3 separate regions of the Homo sapiens genome follow, and regions 1 and 3 are each linked to region 2. Evidence: read pairs that join two places in POLR2A ChIA-PET (ENCODE). Cell type or tissue: MCF 10A. All regions are shown on one strand. Links, peaks and the distances in the headings refer to the core of each region. The heading gives the core; the rest is flanking DNA. Region 1 overlaps SYN3 (synapsin III). Region 2 overlaps SYN3 (synapsin III). Region 3 overlaps SYN3 (synapsin III).

What was found. ChIA-PET counts read pairs that join two places held together with the same protein. Peaks named below come from ENCODE experiments on the same cell type or tissue, not always from the same donor. Only the 100,000 strongest peaks of a DNase experiment are listed, where the experiment ranks them.
Region 1: POLR2A ChIA-PET joins it to region 2 with 5 read pairs; 6 of 35 experiments call an interaction of 5 or more read pairs at or near these places.
Region 3: POLR2A ChIA-PET joins it to region 2 with 6 read pairs; 3 of 35 experiments call an interaction of 5 or more read pairs at or near these places.

What each region holds. Positions count from the first base shown.
Region 1 is chr22:32,790,490-32,795,213 of GRCh38, forward strand. All of the region lies in intron 6 of SYN3 (synapsin III), which reads right to left. Among named protein-coding and RNA genes, the nearest start is that of TIMP3, 8.9 kb to the right of the region's middle. In MCF 10A, for the core only: no CTCF peak of the experiment used is centred there; no DNase peak of the experiment used is centred there.
Region 2 is chr22:32,721,082-32,725,805 of GRCh38, forward strand. All of the region lies in intron 6 of SYN3 (synapsin III), which reads right to left. Among named protein-coding and RNA genes, the nearest start is that of TIMP3, 78 kb to the right of the region's middle. In MCF 10A, for the core only: no CTCF peak of the experiment used is centred there; a DNase peak (open chromatin) is centred at 2,670.
Region 3 is chr22:32,663,797-32,668,520 of GRCh38, forward strand. The region is part of intron 6 of SYN3 (synapsin III); the gene reads right to left. LOC105373002 (a long non-coding RNA gene) reads left to right here. Exons shown (of 4, transcript XR_938176.4): 4 at 1-770. Among named protein-coding and RNA genes, the nearest start is that of SYN3-AS1, 91 kb to the left of the region's middle. In MCF 10A, for the core only: no CTCF peak of the experiment used is centred there; a DNase peak (open chromatin) is centred at 2,095.

The DNA of each region.
Region 1 (4,724 bases), core at 1,048-3,547, 69 kb after region 2:
ATCTTGGCTCACTGCAACCTCCACCTCCTGGGTTCAAGCAATTCTTATGCCTCAGCCTCCCAAGTAGCTGGGACTACAGGCACGTGCTACCAAGCTTGGCTAATTTTTTGTATTTTTAGTAGAGACGGGGTTTCGCCATGTTGGCCAGGCTGGTCTCAAACTCCTGGCATCAAGTGATTCGCCTGCCTCGGCCTCTCAAAGTGATGGGATTACAGGTGTGAGCTACTGTGCCCAGCCAAAATTTTAAATAACGCCTATGTTTAATGACCGACCTGCAAATTCCCGAATGTATAACAATAGGCTCTGACAAGCCAGGGTGAGCCAGCTCCAGTGCAGCACTGGGGTCTCTAGAACCTTGCTCTTCACCATCGCAGACAAGTAATAGTAGCTACGAGAAAAGGTCAAGGGAACGGAATGAACAAAGACCTAAGATGTGACTACCGGAGAAAAGAAACACAATCACATTTAGTGTTCACAAAATCTTTTTAACTGATCACTAGAGTATTCAGAGATAGTGAGGAGTGCAGGATGGGACGCTGAACTTGGAAATCTCCACCACAGATTAACTGTGTAACCTTGGCTACATTACTAAACGTCTCTGTGCCCCAGTGTTCTTTTCCATAAAATGGGCATGATCATAACAGCCCCTACATCATAGAGTTGTGTGAATTACATACCTTTACACTTGTATATTACATAGAATAGGACCTGGCACATAGCAGCGCTCAGTAAATGTTAGTTACTTATTGTTTGATCTTTGCAGCTGCCTCTGTGAATTAGATGTTTGCCTTCGCTTTATAGGGATTCAATTTACGCTTAGAGAGCAATGCAGGAGGCTGGAGGAGATAGGACTCAAATGTTCTGATTCTAACTTCGGTGCTTACCTCAAGGGCTGGAAGGCATATTGACCTGGCTGAGTACTGTTCTCCAAGAGGGGCTGCCGACAAACTCAATGCCCTACTAAGTGTCACTTCTGATAGGGGCCATATCTAATTAATGGCTCCTCACCCTTGATTGGCGGGTACAGGCATTCTGGGAAGAAAGACCCATCTGGTTTCAGGAACTGGGCATCTGACCTTTGCATCCCTTCTTATTTTCCAAACGCTCGCCTTCTGCTTGAAGAGGCAGAGTGGTGGGGTAGTTAAGAGGATGGGCTCTGGCTTCCAATTCCAGCACGGCAGCATACTGGCGATGTAATCTTGAGTAAGTGACATAATCTCTGTGTACCTTAGTTTTCACTGCGGATGTGAAAAGGGATGGCAACGATGATCTCATCTACCTCATGGCTTTTGCTATAAGAACTGGTACAAATTAATATATGCAAACTGCCTAGAAGAATACCTGGTACCCAGTAGGCACTCTATAGGAATTAGTTATGACTATCAAATTTTTTTATTCTCTTTTGCCTCCTTTCTTCCATCCCTTCTTTGAGTATTAATTACAAGGTCAAAGGGGATATAAGCACATGCTCTTTCTTTATAAACACAGGTCACTAGACTATAGGCTACTTGAGGGCAGGGGCTGTTCTCATTCACCTTTATACCCCTGGGGCCACACCCTGGTATACACAGTCCTCAGTGAGAATTTACTATGTGCCAGGCACTGTGCCATGCATCTTATTCAGCTTACAGTGTTTGATCTTCATGAAAATCCTACGAGGTATGCATCTCTCCTCCCTTTTAGCACGAGACAGCTGAGGCTCAGAGAGAGGTTAAGGAACTTGTTCAAGGTCACAGTGAAAAAGCAAAGAAGGATAAAACTCAGACTTATGACATCACAGGCCTTCGTTGGTTCCTAACCTCCCTGTTGGGCTGCCTTCTAGAATATTCCATGGGAAATTTTGAGAGATCGTTAAATCCAACCCACTTGGTTTTACATTTAAAGAAAGGAGTCACTGATTTACTCAAGGTCACACAGCTATTTTATGTGGTAGGACTAGGATAATAACCTGGTATATTGCCTCAATCTCATGTTTGAAATTTCAGGAGGAAATGAAGCCAGGTTCATTAGCTGTTAAAATATACTGATGAGTATGCCACCAGCTTGCCTCTGGTTCTGGGCCCTATCTACGTAATACGAATGTAAATTTCCTATGGCATCTATCAAAATTTTGAGTAAGGAAGGGCACACCCGCACCCCTAGAAATTGCCTGCCAAGTCACTTCTCCTGCCTTCTCTCCATTGCAAACCAAATGAAACAGAGATGCATCTCACTTGCCTGCAGATAAAGCTCTCTCCCTGGTCGTCAGAGGTAGGTACTATGCTTTTCTCTGCTTGGCTGCATCAAGAGCTCTGAGCACTCAACGAGAACCCAAGAGACAAAGAGAAAATCACCAGTGCTGCAAATGCCCCAATGAACGTGTGGGCACATTGACTTTGAAGTCTTCAGGAAGAGTGCTGGTTTGGAAAGAGACCCCTGCATCTGAATCACAGCTCTGCCACTTCCTTGAGTGTAAGAAATTGAACATGCAATTTAACTTCTTTGAGCCTCCGTTTCCTTGACCATAAAATGGGCATAATACCATAGTACCTAGTACCTATTATTAAGGGTTGTGAGGATTAGTGGGACTACTGCATTGAAAGTGCCTTGTACATAGTAGGTATTCAACTAATGCCAAGTTCCCTTCTCTTTTACTCATCTTAGAAACATTTTTCAGCTTATCATTCCAAGGTTGACGAGTTGCAGAGCAGGGAGATGATTATTTATTGATTATCTCTCATGGGCCCAGCCTGAATTAGAGCAGCCTGGAGTGACGGGAAGATGATGAGGTACTAAGGAGTCTGATTCTTTGTTTGCTTCTGCCAATAATCTGGTGTCTACCTCTCTAGGCCTGTTTCTGTATCTGTAAAATGAGGGAGTTCAACTTGGTAACCCACAGCTCTCTCCTACTTCTGACCTTGTGTCTTACCATAATCTGAGTTCCTAAACAACTCCCTGCTGCCTGGTTGGATAGGTAGCTCTATGATCTCATGGCACACTTGACTATCCCACTGTAGTTCTTTCCACCAACTATTATTTTCTTGTGTTTTTCTCCCAGAAGACTGGGAGCTCCTTGGGAACAGTTCTATGCCTTGTTCACTGTTGTATCTTCAGGGCCTAGCATGGAGTAACAGACATTCTGCCAATGTTTGGTGAATATTTGAAGGAAGGAGGGAAGGAAGGAGAGGACCCTGCCCCTATCCTCCAAACACTTGATCATCACACTATGACACATAAGATGTGAGGCAAATGGAGAATGTCAGTGGAGAATTCATGATTAAGCACACACCCAGAACTTGGAAACAAGGTCATCTGTCTTACTGAAGCCATACATTCATGCACCATGCTTGTGCTTAGCCATCTGTGGTAATAAATCAAGACACAGCAAGGGCAGAGTTGAAAATCTGGGAATACCAGAGCCCAAACTAGTTGACCTGGGGGTAATCTTTGAATGGTGACTTGTATACTAAAATGTAGAAGCCAAATGAATTCCAATATTCCAAGTGCAAAGAAAGTGTTGGGGAAGAGAAGGATGGAGTGGCCAGCCTGGTGCTGAGAACCAAGAAGATCCAAGAGCCTGCAGTTGGCATTTGTGTGTCCAGCATTGTCCCTGTTCAGGAAGAGAGGCTTTGGCCAGTGGTTGTGAGCACTGGAATTTCCTCAGCAAAGCTTTTGCTTCCATGAAAAGGAGAATTCCAGGGTATCTCAGCTGAAAGACCCTTCCTATGATGCCCTCAATCCCTGTATTCTGAATCTACACACACCACAGCAACCTTCTGAGGAGAAACTAGCTTCATATTGAAGCTCTCTGTGACTATCAGGAGGAAAATATGGGGGTGGTGTTGACATGAGTCCTCTAGCCTATGTGACAATGAAATACCTCACGGGAAACAAGCCCAGTGGGATTTTGGTTGGTTTGCTGAGCTCTTAGGATCAGTCCGTGAGAATGATCAACTGAGGGAGCCTCATCTAGTTGAGTTTCTGGACCCAAGGAGCTGGATTCCAGAACCTCTGTTGGGGTGAATGTGTGACGGTGATACTCTGACTCCTCCTTTTCTCCACTCCATTCATTGGTTAGTTTATTCCTTTAATATTTGTTCAATGTCTACTATGTGCATATGATGTGTTAGGCAGTCACAGAAGCACCTGGATTTGCTCGATATCTAGAAGAGAACCAGGGATATCAACCACTAGGGGCAACAGAGTGTGCGAGGTGCCAAGCTGGAAGCCCGGAGGACCCAGTGTGGGTGGGAGGTGAGTGAGAGAAGAGGAGAGGCCTGAGAGGGGGTGGTCCATTCTGCTGGGGCAGAGAGAGGACCGGAAAATATTCACTAAGTGGTGACTCTAGCTGAATCCTGAAAGATGAATACGTGATTCCTGGCAGATGAGGTGGAGGAGGGTGGGGGAATATATTGGTGGCGGCTAGATTCCAGGCCAAGAGTGCATTGTGAACAAGGCTCAGAGAAACCGATAGCTGGAATATAAAGGGTTGGAAGAGGGCAGCATGGGTTTAGAGAGATAAGCAAGAACAGAGCCTGCTGTTGTATAACTGCAGGGGCAGCCATCTCATTGTATTCTATGTGAAGAGGGCCTCCTCCAGCTGTGGACCGTGGGGCCCTGGGGATGAGCCAGATCACAGAGGGCCTTGTTTGTCTTTGGAGCTTAAGACTTTGTTCAGAAAGCCACGGAGCACAAGTGAATCATTTCAAGCAAAGAATAGCATGTTTTCAGATTTATATTTTAAA
Region 2 (4,724 bases), core at 1,155-3,654:
GCTGTGAAATGAAGTGCTCTTTGAACCTGTGGGAGCAGGAAACCCATTTACACCCTTGAGAAGACAGGGACGTCAGCTTTGCCAGCACATTCCTTCGGCTCCTTTTATCTCCTGGGTGGAGCTCCCGGTGGTGGGCAGGCAGCTGCTGCTGCCACCTCCCCTGGTGCAGCCATGGGTAAAGGTGGTCCATGGGGTGGGCACAGAGGAAAGAGGGGATCATGCCTCTCTCTCACTTGGGGTAAAAGAAGCACATTCTGACTGGAGTTATTTGCCCCCTTTCCCTGCCTCCATCTTGCTCCTGATAACTCCTCTGTCCCAGGTGTCTTCAATAAAACCCCCAGAAATCATCCATCCATCCATCCATCCATCCATCCCAAGGGCAACTTGTGGATCCAGAGATCCAGAAAATGTGAGAACAAAGAGAATCCTTTGATACAACCCATTTCATTCTCCTTTATTTTATCAATGGGCAAATTGAAGCCCAGAGAGTTAACTTGTTCCAGGACATAGCACACTTTTGAATTCATTTTACAACTATTTATTGAGTGCTTTTTATGTGCCAGATTCCCCCCAGCTCCCACTGGTGGTACAGTGTAAATATAGCTGTGAAAACATGCACTTTTCTCAGCCTTCATTATCATTCTAGTGAAGGGGGCAGATGGTAAACAACTGAACAATTAAGTAAACATGACAATGTCAGATGATAAATCGTCTGAGAAAACAACAGAAGTGTTGAGAAGAGTGAGTGGGAGCAGGGAATGCTTTAGATGGGGTGGTCAGGGAAGGCTTTCTGAGAAGGGGACATTTGAACTGGAACCTGACTGATGACAAAATGCTGGCTCCAGGAACATCTGAGGGTAAAGCCTTGCAGGCAGGGAAGTGGCTGGTGCTACACAGTCCTGTGGTAGGAAGGAGCTTGTTTAACTTGCTTAAGAAGCAGAGAGACCAGCATGGCAGGAGCAAATGAGCGAGAGGAAGAGCGGTGGAAGATGAGGCCAGACGGTTCAATGCATCTCGAAGGGTCTGGAGACCATGTAAAGAGCTTAGTCTTTGTCCATTTGGAAGCCATAGAGGGTTTTAAGCAGGGAGTTGATGAAGTATTTTCCCAAGCAGATGCCTTTGGTTGTGTCAAGGGGAGGCAGGGGACAACGTACCCACAGGGTGGTGAGTTGGGGTTGCCTAAGTAGACTAAATAAACAACGATGGTGGCTACCAGCACCTCTCCCTTGACCCTTGATGGTGTACCAAGGTGGAGAAAAGACAGCAGAGTCGGGAAAAAATTTGGAGATCGAATCAAAGAGTCCACATAATTTGCACATGGCTCGGATACAGGCTGTGAAGGAAAAAAGGTGAATGGAGGGTTTTAGGTTGAGCAACCTGGGTCATGCCCCTCACTGAGATAGAGAAGACCAAGGGAAGAGTAGATTTCAAGGGGGAAATCAAGAGTTCTGTTTGGGTGGATTAAATTGGAGATGTCTCTTACTCGGACAGTGCCAAGGAGTCAGGCGGATAGAAGTCTGGAATTGGTGGCCGAGGCCAGTTTCCCACGGGGCTCCACCCGTACCCAGATGCCTCACAGGGGTGGGGAGGAAGTGTTGGCTCTCACAGGGCCATCCACTCTGGACAGCTGACTCAAGGCTGCTAAGAAGTCACTGCCAGTCCCCCAAACCCTATCTCTAGGCTAGGAAGGTGGCTTTGGAGCTGTCAGCATTCCAGTTGGACCTTCCTTCTGGAGTCCCTCCCTAGTAAAAGCAGATCTAGCTAATAACCCCAGAACCGAGGGCGGGAGTAGGAGATGTGAAATATGGGAATAATAATAAAAGCCTATGTTACGAGACTGCTTGTCTTGGTCCCGAGCTTCTTCATAAATAATCTTCACCTCAAATTGCCTACACACTATGGCAGATCAACAACATGGGTTCAACTAGCTCCATTTCATTGATGAGAAAATGGAGGTTCCAAAGAATTGAGTGACTTTCCCAAGGTCACGCAGATGATGAATCCAAGACTCAAACCTGAGCCCTCTGAGATCACACCTACTGCGCCCTGCTCAATAGTAAGCCATCTGCCGCCAGAAAGGTCTTATTTTGAGAGAGCCAGCAGCAAGGGCTCTGGAGCCAGATCACCAGGGTTCAACTCCTGACTTGACCACTTGAAGGTAACGTGAGCATGGGCAAATTAGTCAACATCACTTGCTTCTGTTTCCCATCTATAAAATGGGGACAGGAAGAGTGTTCACTTCAGAGGATCAACATTTATAAAGTGCTTAGAACAGTGCAGGAAGGGCTATACATGTGTTGGCTACTACTGTGCTCATTACTTTCATATACACTAAACAGAGACGTGGGGACTGCCTAGAATCTGGAGAGAAGATCCAGCCCTCTCATGTAAGATATGGAGAAACTGAGGCCCAGATAAGGGAATGGAGGCAGCCTCTTAGACAAGTTGGGCCCAAGAATCTGGCTGGTGGAGGAACTCTCCCTATTCTCTGAAAGTCACCCCAAGCCAGACTATTTTCAGGAGATGAACTTCCAAGCTCGATATACCCTTAATTCATGTGGAATTTCAGCTCTGGGCTCGGCTCCCAGGAGGAGCCCCTCCACCCCTTTATGAAAATAGAGCGGAGTCATTCGGCAAAACCTCAAGCTAATGCTTTTAAGGAACTGGCAGGTTGAAACAGGAAACTGTTCTAAGTAGAAACCACAGAAACAGCACATGCTTGCCGCTGCCGGCTGCCGCCTGGATCCTTGCCGGAGGCCCCAGGGATAGGGGAGCTGTAGGCCGTGCCACGTGAGGGGGCCTCAGGAACCTAGCCCTGGTGCTGCTGACCGTACGTGGCCATGTGACAGCAAATGCCACGTCTTGTGGGCATATTTAAAGGTCAAAGCAAGGTGGGGTGGTAACCAACAGGCTACCAGCATTAGACACACAGAAAGCTAGTGTCGGAGCAAACCTGCTCCTTTCTATGCAAGCCCCTCATGTTGTATCTGTTAAAACTGAGGCCCAGAGAGGGGAAGAAACTAGTCCAAGTCATCCAGCAAGGAGTGGTGAAGCAGGATAGGAAATCTAGACTTTCTAGCACCTAAGCCAATGCTATTTAACAACAGTCAGTGCATTTCCTGCCTTCCATCCATTCACCTCTTCCAATATAGGGTACTTTTCTGTTTTGTTTTGTTTTGTTTTGTTTTGTTTTAGAGATAGGGTCTTGCTATGTTGCCCAGGGTGGCCTCAAACTCCTGGGCTCAAGTGAGCCTCCTACCTCAGCTTCCCATGTATCTGGGACTACAGAAGGGTAATTTTGTAAGAGCATAAATTCCAGGTCAGAAGACCAGAGTTCAACAAAGACTCTGCCTATTCCCAGCTGAGTGATCTTAGGCAAGTTACCTAACCTTTCTGTGCCTCAGTGTCTTCTTCTCCTTTTCCTGTTAATAAAATGAGGGACAGTAACATTACTTATCTAATAGGATTTCTGGAAGGATTCAGTGTGATAATCTATATGAACCTCTTCGTATAGTGTCTGACAAATAGTAAGAGCTCAATAAAGTTTTTATTTTTTTCATGTATTAAATGCCCAGTAAGTGACAGCCACATTGTCACAAAGAGATCAGTCAAGTGTCGGGGACAGAGAGAGTAAATTTTGACATGTCTAGAAATGGCGCAAGAGAGGGAAGGATGCCATTAGGACTCTGGCATCCTGAAAAACCTGGCCCCAGGGAGGAGAGGGCTGCTGAGAGGAGTAGGCCAAACACCTCTTCTGGGCCGAGCGCGGTGGCTCACGCCTGTAATCCCAGCACTTTGGGAGGCTGAGGTGGGCGGATCATGAGTTCAGGAGTTCAAGACCACCCTGGCCAACATGGTGAAATCCTGTCTCTACTAAAGATACAAAAAATTAGCCAAGTGTGGTGGTGCACACCTGTAATCCCAGCTACTTGGGAGACTGAGGCAGGATCGTTTGAATCTAGAAGGTGGAGGTTCCAGTGAGCCGAGATCGCGCCATTGCACTCCAGCCTGGGTGACAGGGTGAGACTTTGTCTCAAACAAAACAAAACAAACACAACACAACACAACACAACGCAACACAACACACCTCTTCTGTGCAGAGATGAGAACCCATGCCCAAGGGTTTCTTTCCACCACAGCAGGTTTTTTTTGCTACTTTGGAGGATGATCCCAGTAAAGCATGCCCTGGTTTCCTGGGAGTGGGGACACAATGCACAGGGTCATCCCCACTCCAGAGCTGGAATGCCAACTGAGGCCATAAAACAGGATTTAACTATTTCTTATGAAACTTGGCACAAACTTTTGCTTTCAGTCTTTAGAACAATTCCCCGTCCCTCCACTCCAAAGATGCCTATGTCCTAATTCCCAGAGCCAGTAAACAGATCACTTTGCATGCCAAAAGGGACTTTGCTGATGTGATGAAGTGAACGATCTTGAGATGGAGAGATTATCTTGCATTCTACGCGTGGGCTGATGGGTCCGTGAAATTAGGAGGCAGAAGAGTCAGAGTGAGAGGAGGAGATGTGATGACTGAGGCGGAGGTCAGAGTGACCTGAGGCAGGGGCCATGAGCCAAGGCATGCAGGCGGCCTCCAGAGCTGGAAAAGATCAGGAAACAGATCCTCCCCTAGATCCTCCAGAAAGAACCAGCCCTGCTGACCCAGTTTAGACTTCTGACGTCCAAACAGGAAGATCATAAATTTGTGTTGTTTTAAGCCACTAAGT
Region 3 (4,724 bases), core at 933-3,432, 58 kb before region 2:
GAATAATGTAAAATTTCATTTATTTATTTTACCTAGAATGATATTAAATAGCAATTAAAACAGCATTATGACAAGTCAAGAGAGAGATAGTGGAAGGAAAGAAAAAGCTTTATATTTAGTATCTTTAACAGCATTCCCCCCCCACACTGCACATTTTGAAAAAGGGATCCTGCAAATTATGTAGCCATCCCTGACTAAGATAGGGAAATGTCTTTGAATTTTAGACTTGAGAAGAGACTATGAAAAGTCTCTCAGAGAACCCTGCTCTGCTCACCACCCATCATATTGTATGTGAAGATGGTAAGAGCTACAGGGAGTCTTAAGGTCACACAGGGAGCAAGTAGATAAACCAAGACTGGTGCCCATGCCATCTGACTCCATTCCTTCCTAGTCTAGCATTCTTCACCTAATGTGTGCTCTTCCTTCTGTCAGAAATCCCACCTTATGACTTGGAGATAAGATTTCCCCTTTGCAATTGAAACCATCCAATCAGTACTTGGCTGATGATGTGCAATTGATATGCCTTCCATCCAAGGCCAGGGAGACTTGGCCAGCACTTGGTTAAAAGTAATAAATAGTTTTCAGGGGAAAATCTAGTGGTCGGTGTTTTAGTCCTTGTCTTTCTTGACCTAACAGCAGCATTTATTTATTTATTTATTATTTTTTATTTCCATAGGTTTTTGGGGAACAGGAGGTGTCTGGTTACATGAATGAGTCCTTTAGTGGTGATATCTGAGATTTTGGTGCACCTGTCACTCGAGCAGCATACACTGTACTCAATTGGTCGCTTTTTTTTTTTTTTTTTTTTTTTTTTGACAGAGTCTCGCTCTGTCGCCCAGGCTGGAGTGCAGTGGTGCGATCTCGGCTCACTGCAAGCTCCGCCTCCTGGGTTCATGCCATTCTCCTGCCTCAGCCTCCCTTGTAGCTGGGACTACATGCGCCCGCCGCCAAGCCCGGCTAATTTTTTGTGTTTTTAGTAGAGACAGGGTTTCACTGTGTTAGCCAGGATGGTCTCGATCTCCTAACCTCATAATCTGCCCGCCTCGGCCTCCCAATCTGCCCGCCTCCACCTCCCAAAGTGCTGGGATTACAGGCGTGAACCACTGCACCCAGCCTAATTTGTAGTCTTTTATCCCTCAACCCCTCCCACCCTTTCCTCCCGAATCCCCAAAGTCCATTGTATAATGTATAATTCTTTTTTTTTTTTTTTTTTTTTTTTTTGGGGCAGAGCCTGTTCTGTCACCCAGGTTAGAGTGCAGTGGTGCCATCCCGGCTCACCACAACCTCTGCCTCCTGGTTCAAGGGATTCTCATGTCTCAGCCTCCCACATACCTGGGACTACAGGCATGTTCCACCACGCCTAGCTAATTTTTGTATTTTTAATAGAGACAGGGTTTTGCCATGTTGGCCAGGCTGGTCTTGAACTCCTGGCCTCAGGTGATCCACCCACCTTGGCCTCCCAAAGTACTAGGATTACAGGTGTGAGCCACCACACCTGGCCCATTGTATCCTCCTTATTATGCCTTGGCATCCTCATAGCCTAGCTCCTACTGATGAGTGAGGAACATATGATGTTTGGTTTTCTATTCCTGAGTTACTTCATTTAGAATAATGGTTTCCAATTCCATCCAGGTTGGTGCAAATACCATTATTTTATTCCTTCTTATGGCTGAGTAGTATGCCACAGTGTGTGTATATATATATATATATATATGTCTCACATATATCACAGATTTTTATCCATTAATTTCATTGATTAATAGGCATTTGGGCTGGTTCCATATTTTTGCAATCGCGAATTTTTAGCAGCAGAATTTAATCACGCGCTCTTCTGTCAAACACTTGTGTGTTTTGGCCTTTAGGACCCAACCTCCTACCTTGCTGGCTGCCCTCCCTTAGTCGCCATCACAGATTCCCCTCTACCTTCCTGACTTTGTATCAGTGAAGTGTCTCAGGGGTCAGCTCTCAGACCTTTTCTCTTTTTCTGTCCATACTCATTCCTTTAGTAACCTCATGTAGCCTAATGACTCTTAACACTATCTATATGCTGATTACTCATCTGTTTATACTTCTAGCCCTGACCTCTCCCTGAATTTGTTCTAACATGTCTAACTGCTTTCTTGACATCTGCACTCTGATGTCCAACGAAATCACACACTATATCTGTAACTGAGCCCTTGAATCTCTCCCCCAGCTCCAAACTAAGTCCTACTTCAGTTAATGGCAGCATCAGGTCAAAACCCTGCGGCTCTCTCGATGCTTTCTCATCTTTCACACCTCACACCCAATCCATGAGCAAATCCTAAAGCCTCTACCTTCAAAATACATTCAGAATATGGTCATTTTCCTCCACCATTACTGCTTCACCTTGGCCCAAATCACCTGCATTATGCCAGTAATCTTTGAATTGGTCTCATTTTGGTCCTCATCTCTCTTTTACCCAGAAGGGTCTCCTTGAACCACATGTCGGAGTGTGTCACTCCTCTATTCAAAACCTCTCAATAGTTTCTCATCTTACTCTAAAGAATAACCCAAACCAAACAATCCAAACAAGCCACAGAGCCTGACACCTTCAGGCATTCAGCACCAGGGCCTTAGGACTTCAGCTCTCTTGTCCCCTTTGTCCCCTCTCTCACTCTGCTCTGGCCATGTGGCCACCTTGCTCTTTCTCCAACTCACTGAGGACTCTCCCACCTCAGGCCCTTCGTCCTTGCTGGCCCTCTCCCTGGAATGCTCTTTCCCCAGGAATCTGGAAGGCTCCTTCCTTCACCTGCTATGGGTCATTATCAGATGTAACCCCTCTCATGAGGCCTTCTCTGGTCACCTTGTTTAACACGGTGGCCCCTTCTGCTCCCCATGCACATTCCCCATCTCCCATCCCTGATTTTTATTCCCCATAACACTTATCTCCATCTAACATGCCATCCAGTTGACTTTATTTTCTGTTCATTGTCTGTTTCCCCCTGTTGGAATGTAATTGCTTATTTGTCTGTCTTGATGTATTTTGTTCAAATATCTAAGCCTGCCTTGCGGTGGGCTGTGGTCTAGGTAACGTGATGGCCAAGGATTTACCAAGGAATAATGAACCACCTCCCCACCTCGACCAAGCTCCATGAATGTCTTTGACTCCATATTCCAGCCTCTACCTGGAATGTCCTTTGTCTGTTTCTCTGAATACCATGCCATCCTTCAAGGTCTGGTTGAAAAGTGATCTCCTCACGGAACACAAGGTCAGGAGATCAAGACCATCCTGGCTAACACAGTGAAACCCTGCTAAATTATGCCCCTTTTTGTTTTATTCACAGACTTTAGAACCAAATCTCAGGGTAACATACAATCTCTCTTCCTTCCTTCCTCCCTTCCTTCCTTCCTTCTTTCATTCCTTCTCCCTCACTCGCTCACTCCTTTCCTCCCTTTCTTTCTTCTCCATTCCTTCTTCCTCACTCACTCACTCCCTTCCTCCCTTGCTTCCTTCTTTCATTCCTTCCTCCTTCCCTCCCTCCCTTTTCCCCTTTCTTTATTCTCTCTTTCCTTCCATCATGCTTTCTGTAAGACTGAAGGGATCATACTATGTATATCATTTGACACTTAGTTTTTTTCAAGATGACAAATATCTTGACATATTTTTCTATCAGCATGGAGTAGCCTATAGTACTAAAGTTTATTAAACCAGTCCCTGCTGATCACACAAAAGTATTGCAAAGTCTTGGCACACCGTCTTTGCGCACTTGCTTAGGTTTTTGGGTAGGTCAAGTTCCTTAAAGTGGGTTGCTGGGTCAAAGGGGATGCACATTTTTATTTGCTAAATTGCTGGGTTGCCTTCCAAATCCATACCACTGTATACTTTAGTATGTGTTCATTTTTATCTCCATAAGGCATCATATAAGAGAGCTCTCCTTCTGCATTTCGCTTAGGTTTTTGGAAAAGTCAGTCAGTCAAGGTCGGGAAAGAAGAGGATCGGGGAAGGCTTCCAAGAGGAGATCACTTTTCTTTCTTTCTTTCTTTTTTTTTTTTTTTTTGAGACGGAGTGTCGCTCTGTCGCCCAGGCTGGAATGCAGTGGCGCCATCTCTGCCCACTGCAAGTCCGCCCGGGTTCATGCCATTCTCTTGCCTCAGCCTCCCGAGTAGCTGGGACTACAGGTGCCTACCACCGTGCCCAGCTAATTTTTTTGTATTTTTAGTAGAGACGGGGTTTCACCCTGTTAGCCAGGATGGTCTCCATCTCCTGACCTGATCCGCCTGACTCAGCCTCCCAAAGTGCTGGGATTACAGGTGTGAGCCACCGTGCCCAGCTTGGTTGTTCTTTACTTTATGCTCCTTCACAGTGTTTGAATTGTATACAAGGACACTTTTACCACAAGGAGTGATATAAATGTTTGAAAAATCACCTCATAGATGCAGAAGTAGAAAGTATACATGAAGAGTGTAAATTAGGTTTTACTTTAAAAGTAATCAATTGTTTAGAAGTGTTAAAAGAAACTGTGGATGAGAAATTGTTACATAATTATCTTTTCAATGAAAATGACAATCGGTTTTGTTTCTCCTCACTTCCCTCATTTCCACCCCCCCTTCCTTCACTCCTTTCCCCTTCTCTTTCCCCTCTTCCTGTGGATGAGAAATTGTTACATTGTTATTAACTTTTCAGTGAAAATGACAATCAGTTTTGTTTCTCCTCACTTCCCTCATTTCCCCCTCCCTCCTCCCTTCACTCCTTTCCTTCCTTT